Regions from separate parts of the Homo sapiens genome. Here region 2 is linked to region 1. A link is a loop called in an ENCODE intact Hi-C map of the cell type or tissue named here. Cell type or tissue: ovary. All regions are shown on one strand. Links, peaks and the distances in the headings refer to the core of each region. The heading gives the core; the rest is flanking DNA.

Region 1 (8,126 bases), core at 2,508-5,007:
TTCTCTACTCACCCATCAACAAATGGTCAAGAGAGTTGGGTTGCTCTGTTATGCAGATGGCCACAGAGTGATAGGTGTTTCCTGCATTTTCTGTGAGTGTCATGAAACCATGTCTAACAGAAGATGGGAGACTTTCCCTCATTAATCTGATGGAGCCCACATGTGATTCGACCTTCCTGAAATTTTAATGGCCTGTCCACACCAAGCCCAAGGTACTGTTACACACCATGGAATGTGGGTCACTAGGAGGACCATATGCTTAGTTGTATTACTTTTATATCTTCTAAACTAAACCAAGAGTCAAATGCTCACTGAAGATGACTGAGCACAGTATGTGAAAAGAGTAAGGAGAGCCCTGCTATTTCTGCAGGTGCCCATGCACTAAATACACAGCCCTGGGGCTTACAGCAGTTGTATTAGAGTTGGAAATATGCCATGTTGAACACCCTCAATGCCAGGGTCAATCTTGTGGCAGTGGTTCCTGGGTTCTATCTGGGGCCTTACTTTTAATCTATAAGAGTTGTCAGGCTAAAGTGGCAGTTCTCTAGGTGGGATGCCTTAAGTGATCATGCATTTATTAAGTATTCACTGAGTACATTTGGGATCCAAGGTTCTGTGTCTGGTTCCACAAGGGACACTTTGAGTGCCTCTCCGGAAACTCCCTGTGTAACAGATGTAAAATTCCATTCAATATCTAAGAGGTAGACCTCAAGGGAATTTCTCAAGTTTTTTTGGAGTGGTGAATAAAGTGAACATAGGCTCTTGCCTGTTCTTGGTGTTTATCAGAGAACAACAGAGGGTGCACCAGGGGTGGGGCTGTTATTGCTCTGGTAATGAATTTATCATTATTGGATTGGGTGCTAAGCAGACAGATGAGACACCACAGGCTGTGCAAGCCAAGTTGATTAGGGGGCCTACAGAGTAACTTGAGATACAGAAAGCGGTCCCAAGCCCTTTCTCCAGATGTGTCATCAGAGTACTATCTGGTGTTATTTGTTCTTTCTCTTTCTCTGTCTCTTTCTCTTTTCTTTCCCTCTTCCTCCCTATTTTTATCCTTCTTCCTTTCTTCAAGGAGTCTTCACAAGTATCTCATTTTATTCTCTAAACTTCCTGTTAATCCTCAGTGACTCCCGTTCTCTGAGTCCTGAATTCCTCATTTGCAGTTGAGGGGCTTTCTCTTAAGTCATATCCACCTTTTTCAGAGCAGGGGCCCGTGATGGCTTAGCCCAAGTGGGAGGCTGCCTGATTCCATCCCACACTGAATCTGAGCAGCATTCTCAGACACCAGCAAGCACCACCAGGTCGGAAGGAGGAGACCCACGAGGGAGCCGGAAGGACCATATGCCAGGATGTCCCATCTTAGTGTTACTAGTCTGTGTGATTTTGCCAGAGGTGGGGAACAACAGCAGCAACAGTAACAACAAAAACATTTCACCCTACTGCTTTGAGGCATTTTTAAAATACCTTGGATTTTGATGTTATGAAAGGAAGAAACAACATTTCTGTATTTATCAAAGGGGGTCAATACTTGGAGAAAAGAATAAATCGTTGCCATGCAACTCTCTTCTCCCCATCCCAACCTGCCCCAGGCTGATGTCTCAGGTAACCTCGACCACAGTGACCGCCATTCCTTGACATCTTGTCCTAGGTCCTGCACAAACATTCCTAGGAGCAGGAGCTCAGTTTTCCTAGGCAAGTGTTTGACCCAGGTGACTATGCATTTCCTAAGTTTAAAGGCTGATTCTTTTCACTCTCCTAAATCTCCCTCAGCCCTCGGCATGAGACTTTACACAAAAGGGAGATTTTTTTTCAACCTCTTTATAGCCGCTGCTTTTTAACCAATCAAATTTTGTGACAAAGGCAATTATACTCTTATTTCCCAGGGAAAATGTGCCCAGACACATAAGCCAACAACACCCACAGGCATTCACGCAAATATATGCATAGATGCCCAGAATGTCCACATAGACAGTCACAGGGAGGTGCACACAAGGATAGTGGGTTTATACATGGACACATGGACCCAGAAACAGATACCTCCCTGGGCTGTGCACACATCATACCCCACCCTTGCTGACATCACTGCCTTTGCTCAGAGCTCCTGGCTCTGCAGTTTGGGCTCAGTTCCTTCAGGCTGGAACCCAGCAGGACCCAGCCTGGGCTGGCTGGGCTGAGCTGTACTGGACAAGATGGGGCAGGGCAGGGCCAGCCAGGGCAAAGCCACAGATGAGCTCAGGTGTCAGACTCCGCCCAAGTGGGAGCTTCCTGAGTCCAGGATGACTCAGGCCCTGCCATACTCGGGTTACTCCAGCTTAACCGCCCTGAAATGGCCTTGCAGCCCCACTGACCACACCGTTCCTCCCCAGCTTTCCAGTGGCCAGATGTGTGGTATACATTTCACCCTAAGCCAAACACAGGGGCTTGCCCAGCCAAAAGGAACTAGAATCTGTGTGCCACTTCAAGACTCCAGAGAAGGGAGCCCTCAGTGTTTCTGCCTTGGCCAAAGGCTCCTAGGAAGCTGCCTCAAGGTTCTTTCAGGACTGGTTCTGGAGCAGGGACCCAACTGCCCAACTAATTTTTGAATTTTTTGCAGGGGCAAGGTTTCACTATGTGCACTTGTGGGTGCACAAGGGATGATTATGCATGGTAGTAACTCTAGCATCCTTTGATGCCTGGGCAAACAGAATGGCTTCCACTTTTATAAGTCCCAGGAACTCTCAGGTGTCCACATTTGGATCCAGGCAGGTTCTTTATCCATGGTGTGAGTGATTTTCATCGTTTCACATCACAAGCACTTAGAGGCCACTTGCCCTGTGGCTGGCTCGGCACTTGCTCAGACCGGGCCTTCTTCCTGGGAAGTTAAGTTTGGCTTGGGGAGTTTGGCAATCAGAAGAGTAAAGCAGCAAAAATAACAAAGGCCTGAACTTCAAACAGAGGGGGAATCAACTCCTGTGTATACCTCCAACTAGCCGTGTGACCAGAAAGTTACCCTAAGGCTCACTTAGCCCCCATTCTGTTCTCAGCTGTAAAGTGGGAAAATCTATTTAATCTATTTAACACAGCTTCTCTGAGAATTGTATGAGTTCTGTATATGATAACAATAGTGATAATGACAGATAGAATGGTTATTTCTTATTGAATGTTAACAATATAAAGAAATTGGACCAAACTTGGCAACATTTATGACTCTCCTCTGAGGTAACTTTTATTTTTATCCTGTTTAACTGTAGCTGCATTGGAATAATTTGTCAATAAAGTATGGGAAGATGAAGACAGAACTCCATGAGGTATTTAAATTTTACCAGAGGCTCTTGAACAGGAAAATGCTTACAGTTCTCAATGAGTGAATCTCAAATGATGAAATTTTATACAACATGATAGGGAGAAAGGAAGACAATTTTTTTAATGAGACAGTATCACTCTGTCACCCAGGCTGGTATGCAGTGGCACGATCATAGCTCACTGAAACTTCAAATTCCTGGACTCCAGTGATCCTCCTTCTTCAGCCTCCCAAGTAGCTAGGACCACAGGTGCATGCTACCATGCCCAACTAATTTTTGAATTTTTTGCAGGGACAAGCTTTCACTATGTTGTCCAGGCTGGTCTCAAACTCTTGGCCTCAAGCAATCCTCCTGCCTCTCCAGAGCATGTGGTTTGCGGGACTTGCCTCAGATACTTCAGGGGCAATCAGAAACTGGTTGAAGCTGAACAGAGTAACCAATCTCACTGGTGCAAGTGACTGGTTCAGAAATGGATCCATCATCCTGCCTGGAAGTCAAATCCCGGGCTTTATATTGTTGTGAAAATAATCTTATCCTTGTTCTGGACTTAAAGTGGGAGTATGTGTATTCAGAAACTACTGATCTTGTAATCATTAAAAGAGAGTCTGACCAAGAAAGAAGCCAGCTTACAGGGTTTTATGTTAGATGGGGGTGAAAGAAACTGAGTCACAGAGACACCAGTTGAACCCATGGTTCAGCCTTGCCTAAAGCTAGACCTACAGTTGGATGTTTCGGTTACATTAAGCAATAAAATTCCTATGTAGATTTGGGCCAGGTTTTATAATTCTTGAAATCCAAAATTTCCAACTGATGCAATTTTTGGAGCCTTTGCATGGACTAAAACTGATCTTGAATTTTCATATAGTATAGCCGAGCTGGATGGATTACAGGATAGATGGGGCCAGGGCAGGAGCAGTGGCTCATGCCTGTAATTCTAGCACATTGGGAGGCTGAGGTGGGAGGACAGCTTGAGCCCAGGAGTTCAAAACTAGCCTGGGCAACAGAGTGAGACCTCACCTTGTTTTATATATATATAAATATATATATGGATAGATGGATGGATGGAAGAATAAATTAAAATGTGAATGAATGAATAATGGAAAGCAGGACTTTTGTTAAACTTTCTATATTGTGTTTTGTTAAACACAATAACAAGTATTGTGTTAGATTCTTTATATGACATTGCCAATGATGTAGACCAAAAACATATCTTGTTTATTCCTCATAGCAATTCTGCAAGACAATTATTGGCATCATTATCAAAGATGAAGAAATTGCAGTTTGAGGAGAGTGAGAGATAAAGTCAAACAACTGATACATAGAAATCAAAGGATTAGTGCAATATCTGTCATATGCCAAAGCCTGTAAGCCTCCTACAGTGCCCCCTGCCTTTTCTGAGCCTCAGCTTTCTTATCCGTAAAATGGCATTGATAATACTTCTTTCCTAATGTTAATTGAACAAAAGAAGGTAGGTGAGTGTGTGTAGTTGTGTGTGTATATTTACCTGTGTGTGTGTGGTACATGTCTCTCTAATTCTTTCCCTGTGTTCCTACCATTATTAAGTGATATAAACTTAGCATTCAAGATAGATGGGTGTTTTCATCCTCGAAAATTTTTTCTTTCATTTTCCTAATATCACATGATTATGTGCACAGTGAAATCTGCATCCAAATTTGAATTCACTCTTCACTCTGCATGCTAACTTTGCACTATTATTCAAGGTTTACTTACCTAGAAAATTAAGGAAAATCTATTTTCCCATAGCTCATACTAACTGAAGCCTCTTCTCAGAAATCTCCCTGGAAGTTTGGGGTTCCTCTATGTGTGACTTGGAGACATCATAACCACTACTGCACTGATGACGCCTCTACCACTTTCACCGCCACCAACAGCAACTCCTTGACCAATACCTTCCTCCTTCACTACTGCCTCCACCAGAACCTCTTCCATCTCCAACACCTCCACCATCACCACCATGATAATCACTGTGATTGTAAAAACATCAGGACCTATAGTAAGCAAGATATTTGACACTTAGAATTCCTACTCCACACTAGAATCCTATCAAGGAGACATTTTATTTTGGCTTGCCTATAGGGAAACAAAGTCTCAGAAAAGTTGAATAATCTCTCTAAAGTCTCACGACTTCTAAGCAGTAGAGCAAGAGGTTGACACCAAGCCCATCTGGACCCAAATACTGTGATGTCTTCACTTTAGTAATCTTTTCCTTTGCCCACACAATCATTTCTGTTCTGAAAGGTCAAGCATCATTTTCCTCTCTAGAATATAGGAGAATTCCTCTTTTAGCCTTTGTCTACTGCAGATATTGTGAAGTAATCTCGTCTGGGAGTGACTATCTTAATTACTGAAATAACAGGAAGTTAATGCCACTACAGATGCTGGGAAGGAAAAGGTTGTAGGGGAGTTGGTAAATGTGGAAGAGTCACATGTCAGATTAAAACAGGTCACAATGATGAGCTCTGACTGCTCTGAAAGGCAACAATGTCCGTCCAGCTAAGGTGGGGGAGAAATAGGGACCTGGCAATGCCACCATCCTTCTGTCAGGATAGGGGTGTAGGGTTGCTGTCACATCGGAAGTGAGGGCAGCCTGAAGGTTGGGGTTAGCATTCAACAAGAGGATTGAAAGGACACTTTAAAATCTAGATAGCGTATCTAAAGGATGCCTGAGGAGAATTCCAGTCTTTTATAGAGGGATAGGGAGATTGAATATGTTTTGCTTTTGAAAGCTTTATATTTGCAACTTTGTAGTTCTTTCTGCCATATATTTGAGGTGAAATGGGTATTAAATTGCAAAAGCAACACAGTCCATGCCTATTTTTTTACACACAAATACTCTTAGAGTAAATTCTGTCTCAGTAAGCACCTAGCACATAGAAGGGTGTTTGGATAATGCCTTTATCCAGTTTATCACTAAACTGGTAGTTCTGGTGAAGTAGAATGTCTTTATCCAGTTGCACAGAACTAGTATCTCCTCTATCCCATTAAAGAGAAAATTGATTTATTAACTGTTGATATTTACACTTGGGGAATTCATCAGGCTACTTGATCAGTAGAACCAGGAATCCTGCATAGATTGCTGTGGTATAAGGAGAAGATACCAATAGGAAATAGGTGAGGGTATAGAGTTGAGTGGTTTTGTTGTGCATGAAATGTTAATGCTTGTTCATCACGAAGAATATCTTATTTCTGAAACCAAGTATGACCACACTCTGTCACTCTCAAGTGTCTAAGGAATATATTTCCACTTTTGTTGTCCCTATAAGAATGTTTTGCTGGGGTCCTGCAAACTTACTGCCAGTCAGAAGGCAGGCTGCAGGCTGGGCATGGTGGCTTTCACCTGTAATCCCAGTACTTTGGGAGGCCGAGGCAGGCGGATCACCTAAGGTCAGGAGTTCGAGACCAGCCTGGTCAACATGGCGAAACTCTGTCTCTACTAAAAATACAAAAATTGGCCAGGCATGGTGGCAGGCACCTGTAATCCCAGCTACTCGGGAGGCTGAGGCAGGAGAACCCAGGAGGTGGAGTTGCAGTGAGCAGAGATCATGCTGCTGCATTCCAGCTTGGGCGACAGAGTGAGACTCTGTCTCAAAAAACAAACAAACAAAAACAAAAAAAAGGCAGTCTGCAAATGCAGATATTGCATATTGTTCTTATATGACTATGCAGAGAAAGGCTCTCAGAAACTCCATTACATAAGAGTAATTGGCTGAGAAATCCAGATTAGCCACCTGATTTTATCTGCTGAGGTGCTGGAAATGATGGGATTTTCATATTTTTTAAAGTCTTCGAAGCATTTTGTGTTTCGTTTCATTTATTAAAGTAAGTAAATAGCCTCATCAGATAGTTTATACATCTCTTTGGATAGGTCATACAAATGTGTTCTACAAGAGCTTACATGTGAGTAAATTTAATGTTTAAAGTGTAAATATATAGATAGGGCTCACAAAGTAGTTTTCATAAAATAGTCCCTAGGGCACTGATAGCTGCTAAGATTGCTGTTTTAGAAGCCTTGCTCTGTTTGTAAATGAGAGACATTGTCTTATGTGAATAGTGAGAATGATACAAAGTCCTGGTTGTGCAAGTGTCTCTATGAAGGGAGCAGCTGGCCCTTCCTACAGAAGTTCCTTCTGTAGCCTGAGTCACACAGTCAGCACTTGTGGCTCTATTGGCTGCCTTTATCTTCTGCATAATGGATATGAAGGTTGCATTCATAGTATTAATGAGTAGTGACTCCAGTGGCCATGGCTGGCACCAAAAATAGCATGTTGATCATTACCTTTGGTCTTAAAGAATGAGTAGCACAGAATGCCTGTGTCCCACCCTATATGAGGCCTTTTCTCCCCTGCAGAGCAAACTGGCATCTTTCTTTGGCTTCTTTCAGAGAACGGGTTTCCAAGCCAGCCATGAGTAGCCTCTGGAGCTTTTTCTGAGCCAGCTCCTGGTGGGGCATTGGGCTGTGGTCTATTCTAAAGAGAGTAGTTGGCATACACAAAGAATGAGTTTATTTGTAAACCACAATCACATAAACGTGAAGGAACACACAATGTCTGCCAGCAATGTCTTTGACCTGTGTGTGGAATACACTAGCAAGCAGTGGAATAAACTAGAACCATTGGTGTCAGAGCTGGAAGGGCCTTCAGCGTCATAAGGGCCAAGTCCACAATGATGACCAAGAATAAGCAACCTCCCCAAGGCCATTCCACCATTAAGTGAAAGATCTGGTCACTTCTAACTCCAGTCCAGGTGGCTTTCTATTGAACCAAAGACCCTCAGTTCCCTGACTTATAAGAGAGAACAATACCTGTCCCGCAGGATGCCCATAAT
Region 2 (8,126 bases), core at 2,404-4,903, 110 kb after region 1:
GGGTGTTCTTGATTTGATTCTCAGCTTGGTCATTGTCGGTGTATAGCAGAGCTACTGATTTGTGTACATTAATTTTGTATCCTGAAATTTTGCTGAATTTATTCATCAGTTCTAGGAGGTTTTAAGATGAGTCTTTAGAGTTTTCTAGGTATGCGATCATATTATCAGCAAAGAGGACAGTTTGACTTCCTCTTTACCGATTTGGATGCTCTTTATTTTTTTCTGTCTGTTTGCTCTGGCTAGGACTTCCAGTACCATGTTGAATAGAAGTAGTGAAAGTGGACATCCTTGTCTTGTTCCAGTTATCAGTGGGAATGCTTTCACCTTTTCTCCATCCAGTATAATATTGGCTGTGGGTTTGTCAGAGATAGCTTTTATTACCTTAATGTACGTCCCTTCTATGCCAATTTTGCTGAGGGTTTTAATCGTAAAGCAATGCTGGATTTTGTCAAATGCTTTTTCTGTGTCTATTGACATGATCATGTGATTTTTGTTTTTAATTCTGTTTGTGTGGTGTGTCACATTCATTGGTTTATGTATGTTAAACCGTCCCTGCATCCCTGGTATGCAACCCACTTAATCACGGTGGATTATCTTTTTGATGTGCTGTGGGATTTGGTTCACTAGCATTTTGTTGAGGATTTTTGCATCTATTTTCATCAGGAATATTGGTCTGCAGTTTTCATTTTATGTTATATTCTTCCCTGGATTTGGTAATAGGGTGATACTGGCTTCACAGAATGATTTAGGGAGGATTCCCTCTTTCTTTATCTTTTGGAAAAGTGTCAATAGGATTGGTATCAATTCTTTTGAATGTCTTATAGAATTCAGTTGTGAATCCATCTGGTCCTGAACTTTTTTATTGGCCATTTTCTAAATACCATTTCGATCTCACTGCTTGTTATTTGTCTATTCAGAGATTCCACATCTTTCTGGTTTAATTTAGGAGGGTTGAATATTTCCAGTTATTTATCTATCTCCTCTAGGTTCTCTAGTTTATGCGCATAAAGCTGTTCACAGTAGCCTTGAATAATCTTTTCTATTTCTGTGGTATCAGTTGCAATATCTCCCACTTTATTTCTAACTGAGCTTATTTGAATCTTCTCTCTTCTTGGTTAATATAGCTAATGGCCTGTCAATTTTATTTATCTTTTCAGATAACCAGGTTTTATTTCATTTATCTTATGTACTGTATTTTTGTTTCAATTTCATTTACTTCTGCTTTGATCTTCGTTATTTCTTTTCTTCTGCTGGGTTTGGGGGTCAATTGTTCTTGTTTCTCCAGTTTCGTGAAGTGTAAGCTTAGATGATCTATTTGTGCTCTTTCAGACTTTTTGATGTGGGCATTTAATGCTATGAGCTTTCCTCTTAGCATTGCTTTTGTTGTATCCCAGAGGTTTTGATAGATTGTGTCACTATTATTGTTCAGCTGAAGGAATTTTTAAATTTCCATCTTGATTTCATTGTTGACCCAACAATTATTGAGGAGCAGGTTATTTAATTTCCATGTATTTTCATGGTTTTCAGGGTTCCTTTTGGAGTTGATTTCCAATTCTATTCCTCTGTGGTCCAAGAGAGTACTTAATATAATTTTGATTTTCTTAAATTTACTGAGACTTGTCTTGTGGCCTATCATATGGTCTATCTTGGAGAATGTTCCATGTGCTAATGAATGAGTGTATATTCTGTGGTTATTGGGTAGAATGTTTTCTAATATCTCTTGAGTCCATTTCTTGTAGGGTATAGTTTAAGTCCATTGTTTCTTTGTTGACTTTCTGTCTTGATGACCTGTCCAGTGCTGTTAGTGGAGTATTAAAGTCCCCCACTATTATGGTGTTGCTGTCTATCTCATTTACTAGGTCTAGCAGTAAATTTCTTACAAATTTGGGAGTTCCAGTGTTAGGTGCATATATATTTAGAATTGCGATATTTTCCTGTTGGACTAGTCCTTTCATCCTTATATAATGTCCCTCTTTGTCCTTTTCAACTGCTGTTGCTTTAAAGTTTGTTTTGTCTGATATAAGAATAGTTACTCCTGCTTGCTTTTGGTGTCCATTGACATGCAATATCCTTTTCTACCCCTTTACCTTAAGTTTATGTGAGTCTTTATGTGTTAGGTGAGTCTCCTGAAGACAGCAGAAACTTGGTGGGTGAATTATTATCTATTCTGCCATTCTGTATCTTTTAATGGAACATTTAGACCATTAACATTCAATGTTAGTATTGAGATGTGAGGTGCTATTCTATACATTGTGCTAATTTTGCCTGAATACGTTGTTTGTTTTTTCATTGTGTTGTTGTTATATAGATCCTGTGGGATTTATACTTTAAGGAAGTTCTATTTTGGTGGATTTGTTTCAAGATGTAAAGCTCCTATTAGCAGTTCTTCTAGTGCTGGCTTGGTAGTGGTGGATGCACTCAGCATTTGTTTGCCTGGAAAAGACTGCATCTTTCTTTCATGTATGAAGCTTACTTTCAATGGATAAAAAATTCTTGGCTGATAATTATTTTAAGGAGCCTAAAAACAGGACACCAATCCCTTCTAGCTTGCAGGGTTTCTGCTGAGAAATCTGCTGTTACCCTCAAAGGTTTTCCTCTACAGATTACCTGATGCTTTTGCCTCACAGCTCTTAAGACTCTTTCCCTTGTCTTGACTTTAGATAACCTAATGACTATGTGTCTAGACAATGATCTTTTTGCGATGAATTTCCCAGGTGTTCTTTGAGCTTCTTGTATTTGGATGTCTAGATCTCTAACAAAGCCAGGGAAGGTTTCCTCAATTATTCCCTCAAAGCTGTTTTCTAAATTTTTAGATTTATCTTCTTCCTCAGGAATTATTCTTAGGTTTGCACATTTAAGATAGTCCCAAATTTCTTGGAGGACTCGTTTGTTTTAAAAAATTCTTTTTAATCTGAAAGCCTTGTCTTTGAGCTCTGAAGTTCTTTCTTCTGCTTGTTTGACTATATTGCTGAGACTTTCCAGTGCATTTTGCATTTGTCTAAGTGTGTCCTTGATTTCCAGAAGTTGTGATCATTTTTCATTTGTGCTATCTATTTCACTGAAGAAGTTTCCTTTCGTATCCTATATTATGTTTCTGATTTCTTTAAGTTGGACTTCACCTTTCTCTGGTGCCTCCTTGATTAGCTTAATAGTCAGCCTTCTGAATGCTTTTTTTTTTGGCAATTCAGAAATTTTGTCATTGTTCGGATCCATTGCTAGTGAGGTGGTACGATTTTGGGTGGTGTTAAAGAAGCTTGTTTTGTCATATTACCAGAATTGTTTTTCTGGTTCCTTCTCATTTGGATAGACTATGTCAGAGGGAAGATCTGGGACTTAAGGGCTGCTATTTAGATTCTTTTGTCCCACTGGATGCTCCCTTGATGTGGTTCCTCCCCTTCTCCTAGGAATGGGGCTTCCTGAGAGCCAATCTATAGTGATTGTCTTTTTCTCTTCTGGGTCTAGCCACCCAGCGGAGCTACCAGGCTCTGAGCTGGTACTGGGGAATGTCTGAAAAATGTCTTGTGATGTGATCTGTCTTCAGGTCTTGCAGCCATGGATACCAGCACCTGCTCCGGTGGTGATAGCAGGGGAGTGAAGTGGACTCTGTGAGGGTCCTTGGTTGTGTTTTTGTTTAGTGCACTGGTTTTGTGTTGGTTGGCCTCCAGCCAAGAGGTGGCACCTTCAAGAGCACATCAGCTGTGGTCATATAGGTAGGATGCAAACTTGCCCTAGGGACACCGGGTTAAGTATTCAGGTTTCTCAGGTGGTGGGCAGGGCCATAGAACTCTGAAGAGATTATGACCTTTGTCTTTGGTTACCAGGATGGGTAGAGAAAGACCGTCAGGTGTGGGCAGGGATAGGCAGGTCTGAGCTCAGCCCCTCCTTGGGCAGGGCTTGCTGCCGCTGCTGTGGGGGATGGGGGATGGTTCCCCAAGTCCAGTGAAGTTATATTCCCAAAGGGATTATGGCTGCCTCTGCTGAGTCATACAGCTCACCAGGGAAGTGGGGAAAAGCCAGTAGTCACAGGCCTCACCCCGCTCCCACACAGCCCACAGTCCTAAAGGCCAGTCTCACTCCCACAGTGCCCCACCAACAGCACTGAGTCTATTTTTTGGCAGCCGGTGACCAGGGCTGAGAACTTGCTCCAGACCACGAGCCTCCCCATTGAGAAAGCAAGCAGACTCACAGTTTTTTGGTGTCCCAGGGAGCATACAGCAGTGATCAAGTTCCTTCAAAGGGTCTGTGGGTTCTCTCAGCTTTGCTGGTATGTTCCTACAGTAGTTCTTGAAGCAAAAGTTCATGATGTGAGTCTCCACACGCTGGTCTATCCATCTGATCGAGAGCTGCAAGCTAGTCCTGCCTCTTATCAGCCATCTTAATTGAGATTTCAGATTACATCAAATTTTCTAATAGGTGATCATGTCATCTGAAAATAAAGGTAGAATTATTTTTTTCCTTTTCAATCTCAGTGACTTTTTTTCTTTACCTTATTGCACTGGCTACAATCTCTGGCACAGAGTTAATTAGAAGGGGTTGAAGCTGTCATTCTTGTCTTCTTCCTGATCTTAGAGAGAACATATTCAGTCTTTTTCCAGTATGGTGTTTACTAAAAGTTTTTAATTTGATACTTTTTATGGAGTTGAGAAAGTTTTCTTCTGTTTCTAATTGGTTGAGAGATTTTTTTCATCAAGAATGCATGTTGGAAATTTTTTTCAAAAGCATTGTCTATTTTTATTGAGATTGCCATTTTTAAAAATTTTTGGTATGTTAATGCGATAGATTACATTGATTTTTGAATATTATGCTAATTCTGCATTCCTTGGATAGGTCCACTTAGCCATGATATATTCAATTTACTAAATTTTTGCTTGAAATTTCATAAATATGTTCGTGAAACATTGGTCTGTAGTTTTATTGTGATGTCTCTGTCTGACTTTCATATCAAAGTACTACTAGCTCACAGAATGTGTTGGATAATAGTTTCTCCTCATCAAAATTTTCTAGAAGAGAGTATGCAAAACTGGTCATATTTTTTTTTTATGTTTGGTAGATTTCACCAGTGACACCATCTGGGAGTTTTCTCTGAAAAAAAAAAAGTTCTTTTTTTACTACAAATTAAATTTCTTTAATAAACCTAGGGCTGTTTATATTATCTAATAATTCTTGAGTGAGCTTTGGTAGTTCATATCTTTATAGAGATTTGTCCATTTCATTTAAGTTGCTGAATTTATTAACATAAACCTGTTAATACTATTCCCTTATTATACTGTTAATATCTGTAGAATCTGTACTGATCCCAGCTTTCTCATTCCTTATATTTGTAATTTGTGCCTTCTCTATTTTTCACGCTCATCAATCTGGCTAGAGGTTGATTGATTTTATTAATCTTCTTAAAGAGACTGTTTTTGGTCTCACTGATTCTCTCTACTGTTTTTCTGATATTAATATCATTGACTTCTGCTCTGATCTTTCTTTCTTTTTTTCTACTTACTTCGAGTTTAAGTTGTTCTTCTTTTTCTTGCTTCTTAGGGTGGAAACTTGAGACCTTTCTTCTTTTATGAGGCATTTAATGCTATAAATTCCCCCTAATTTCTGGTTAAGCAGTCTCCCACAAATTTTGATATATTAACTTTCACTTCAATTCAGTTCAAAATGCTTCCTTTTCTCTTTGGATTGCATCTTTGACTCACAAGTTATTTATAAATATATTATTTAGTTTCCAAATATTTGGGAATTTTCCTGAGGTCTTCTAGTTGTTGATTTTTAAGTTAATTCAATTGTAAAATCATTTGCTTTTGCCTCTTATTCCCCGATCTGCCATTTCTAAACCAGCATTGTGGTTTCTTACTTGTGACTTTATAGCTTTCTCCACTTCTCTAGCCAGCAAACTCCTATGTCTTTGTCAATGCCCACATCAGATACAGTGTTTTCTGTAAAATCTTCCCAAGCTCTTCCAGATGAAGTCTGTTGCTTTCTCTTTCATGCCTGCAAAATCCTTTATGTGCACTGATTTAAGGGTTCCTATCACACTGGGCTGCAGTTATGAGATTACAAGTTTGTCTCTTCCACTAGACTCTGAGGCCCTGAAGGTCAGGGCTGAAGTTCTATGCAGGTTTGTCTCTGCAGAGCCTGGTGTACAGCAGTATACAACAGTTTCTTAAATGAATGAATGAGTCAGTGACAGAGCCACTTATTTTTGAGTCCCAAGCCTATCCCTCCAGCTCCCAGAATGACTCAACTACTAAAAACAAAGAGAAGATGTGACTATCAAGAAAGAGAGCGGGAGGAATAAATAGGCTTCTTTGTGTGAGAGAGAACCACGGACATGAAGCAGGCCTCTCAGGTATGGCAGGATGCCTGCTTTATGTCCAGGTTGACTTTGTGCCTGTAGGAACTGGGCTGGTGGTTATAGACCAGGTCTGGTCGGCCTTACCTATGCAGATGGTAACCAGGCCACCTATGAGTGAGTGCAGCCGACACAAAGCAGCACCATGCAGGTGTTCCCCATTCCAGCTGTGGGAAGCTGCTGGCTGAACACGGGAAACCATGTTTGCACCAGGCTTGGACCTGTGTGTGCACAGCAGTGTGTAGGCACATGTGTGTATGTTGGGGGAGTTGGGGGTGACTAATGGAGATGAATGATTACTTAATCTGAACTCATCAGGAATAAAGAGCCAACAGATTCCTTATTTCCATCTCTGCCTGCACTCAAGTGCATATACCAAAGCCTATGGTTTACATACTTTCCTAGTGATTTGATCTAAAAATATTTCACCTTTCCTAACCTGTGCCTGTCAGTGACTAACATTATCATAAAAAGTGCACTTTTACTGGGATTCCATAGCAGAAAAGGAGGCTCCCCTAGTAATATTACGTGCCCTTTTAGGAAATTAACTTTTAAAAAAGACATCAGAATATCAGAATACTGAGCTTCCATGGGCAATTGTAGCTATCAGATATGACAGATATTGAATGGCTTTTCTCAGGGACCTGTCCACTCAATGTGTTCCACCATACCGCTTACAAAGCATTGCAACCAGAGTTTCCTATTACTCAACATTATGTGTATTATTCTAAGTATAGAGGCCACTAGAATATCAAGAAACATATGGCACATCTTTCTAGCAATCTGGGATTCATCACTGAAATGCACACTCAGGATAGCTCAGGAAGATACCTACAGAAATGAATGGCTTGACTAGGAAAGGTTAGACCTTTGTATGTCTCTATCTGCAGCTTTGTCTACCATTTTTCCTATTATTTCTACACAAGCCTGCTGTGCTCCTAAAATACCATTCTTCTTAGCAATCTGGGGTGGGTGGGGACAGACTCCTGTAGATCCCCAAGTCTTTGATCAGTATGTAAAACTTTCAGGTAAGATCCTACCAAAAGGGCTTCCTAACTGCTTTGGCTTTTCCAGTAAATTAATGGACTCTATCCAGTTCGTATCTGGAAAAGCTTTTCGCTCTTTAACTAAAGATCAGGTAAGAATAATTGGACACACACTCCGGCATTGGAACTTGATAGAGTTTACTCTGGGACCTTATGGAGGACAAAGGATGAATGACATGCTGTAAATACTGGCCTCACTCCCCAGTGTCTCCTCTCTAAGGAGCTGGTAAAAACCTTAAACCCATGTGGGTGGAGCTCCAGGTATGTGTGAATCCTCTTGTGTGTGGTCCATGCAGGGGGCCCACAGAGTCAACCCGGGTTGCTTGTTCCTTCTTCTCAGCTGTCTTTGAAAACCTGGACCATATTCTTTGATCCCATCAGGGTATAGCTTCTCCTCAGTGTGTGCTGCACAGTGATGGCTGCATTTCTAAGAGAACACTCGGAGACCAGACCTGTTGTCTGGTACTCTCTCAGAAAGAGTGAGACCAAGTCCTGCAAGCCGACTTCACCCAGTCTGTGGGGAGCTGCCTTATTTCCTGAGAGGTGGCTTTTCGTTTACATTGATCCAACTCACTCTGGGCTCTGGATGGTGAGAGAAGCAAGCCTTTTTGATTTGATGCTTGCAGACTGACCACCTGTCCTTCAGGATCCTAACTCTAAACTTGTAGTCTTTTCCTGCATCACCCATTCCTGAAGAGAACATTTTACTTTCTTCTGCTGATGCATTTATTTTT

The links. Peaks named below come from ENCODE experiments on the same cell type or tissue, not always from the same donor. Only the 100,000 strongest peaks of a DNase experiment are listed, where the experiment ranks them.
Region 2: it touches region 1 in a loop (2.0-fold over the local background); 2 of 110 quality-filtered maps call a loop at or near these places.

The regions. Positions count from the first base shown.
Region 1 is chr2:19,071,518-19,079,643 of GRCh38, forward strand. All of the region lies in intron 5 of LOC105373456 (a long non-coding RNA gene), which reads left to right. LOC124907739 (a long non-coding RNA gene) reads left to right here and starts at 4,318. Exons shown (of 2, transcript XR_007086236.1): 1 at 4,318-4,749; 2 at 5,046-8,126. RefSeq lists a silencer at 7,131-7,425. In ovary, for the core only: no CTCF peak of the experiment used is centred there; no DNase peak of the experiment used is centred there.
Region 2 is chr2:19,181,242-19,189,367 of GRCh38, forward strand. No RefSeq gene overlaps it. Among named protein-coding and RNA genes, the nearest start is that of LINC01376, 160 kb to the left of the region's middle. RefSeq lists enhancers at 3,515-4,016, 4,017-4,516. In ovary, for the core only: no CTCF peak of the experiment used is centred there; no DNase peak of the experiment used is centred there.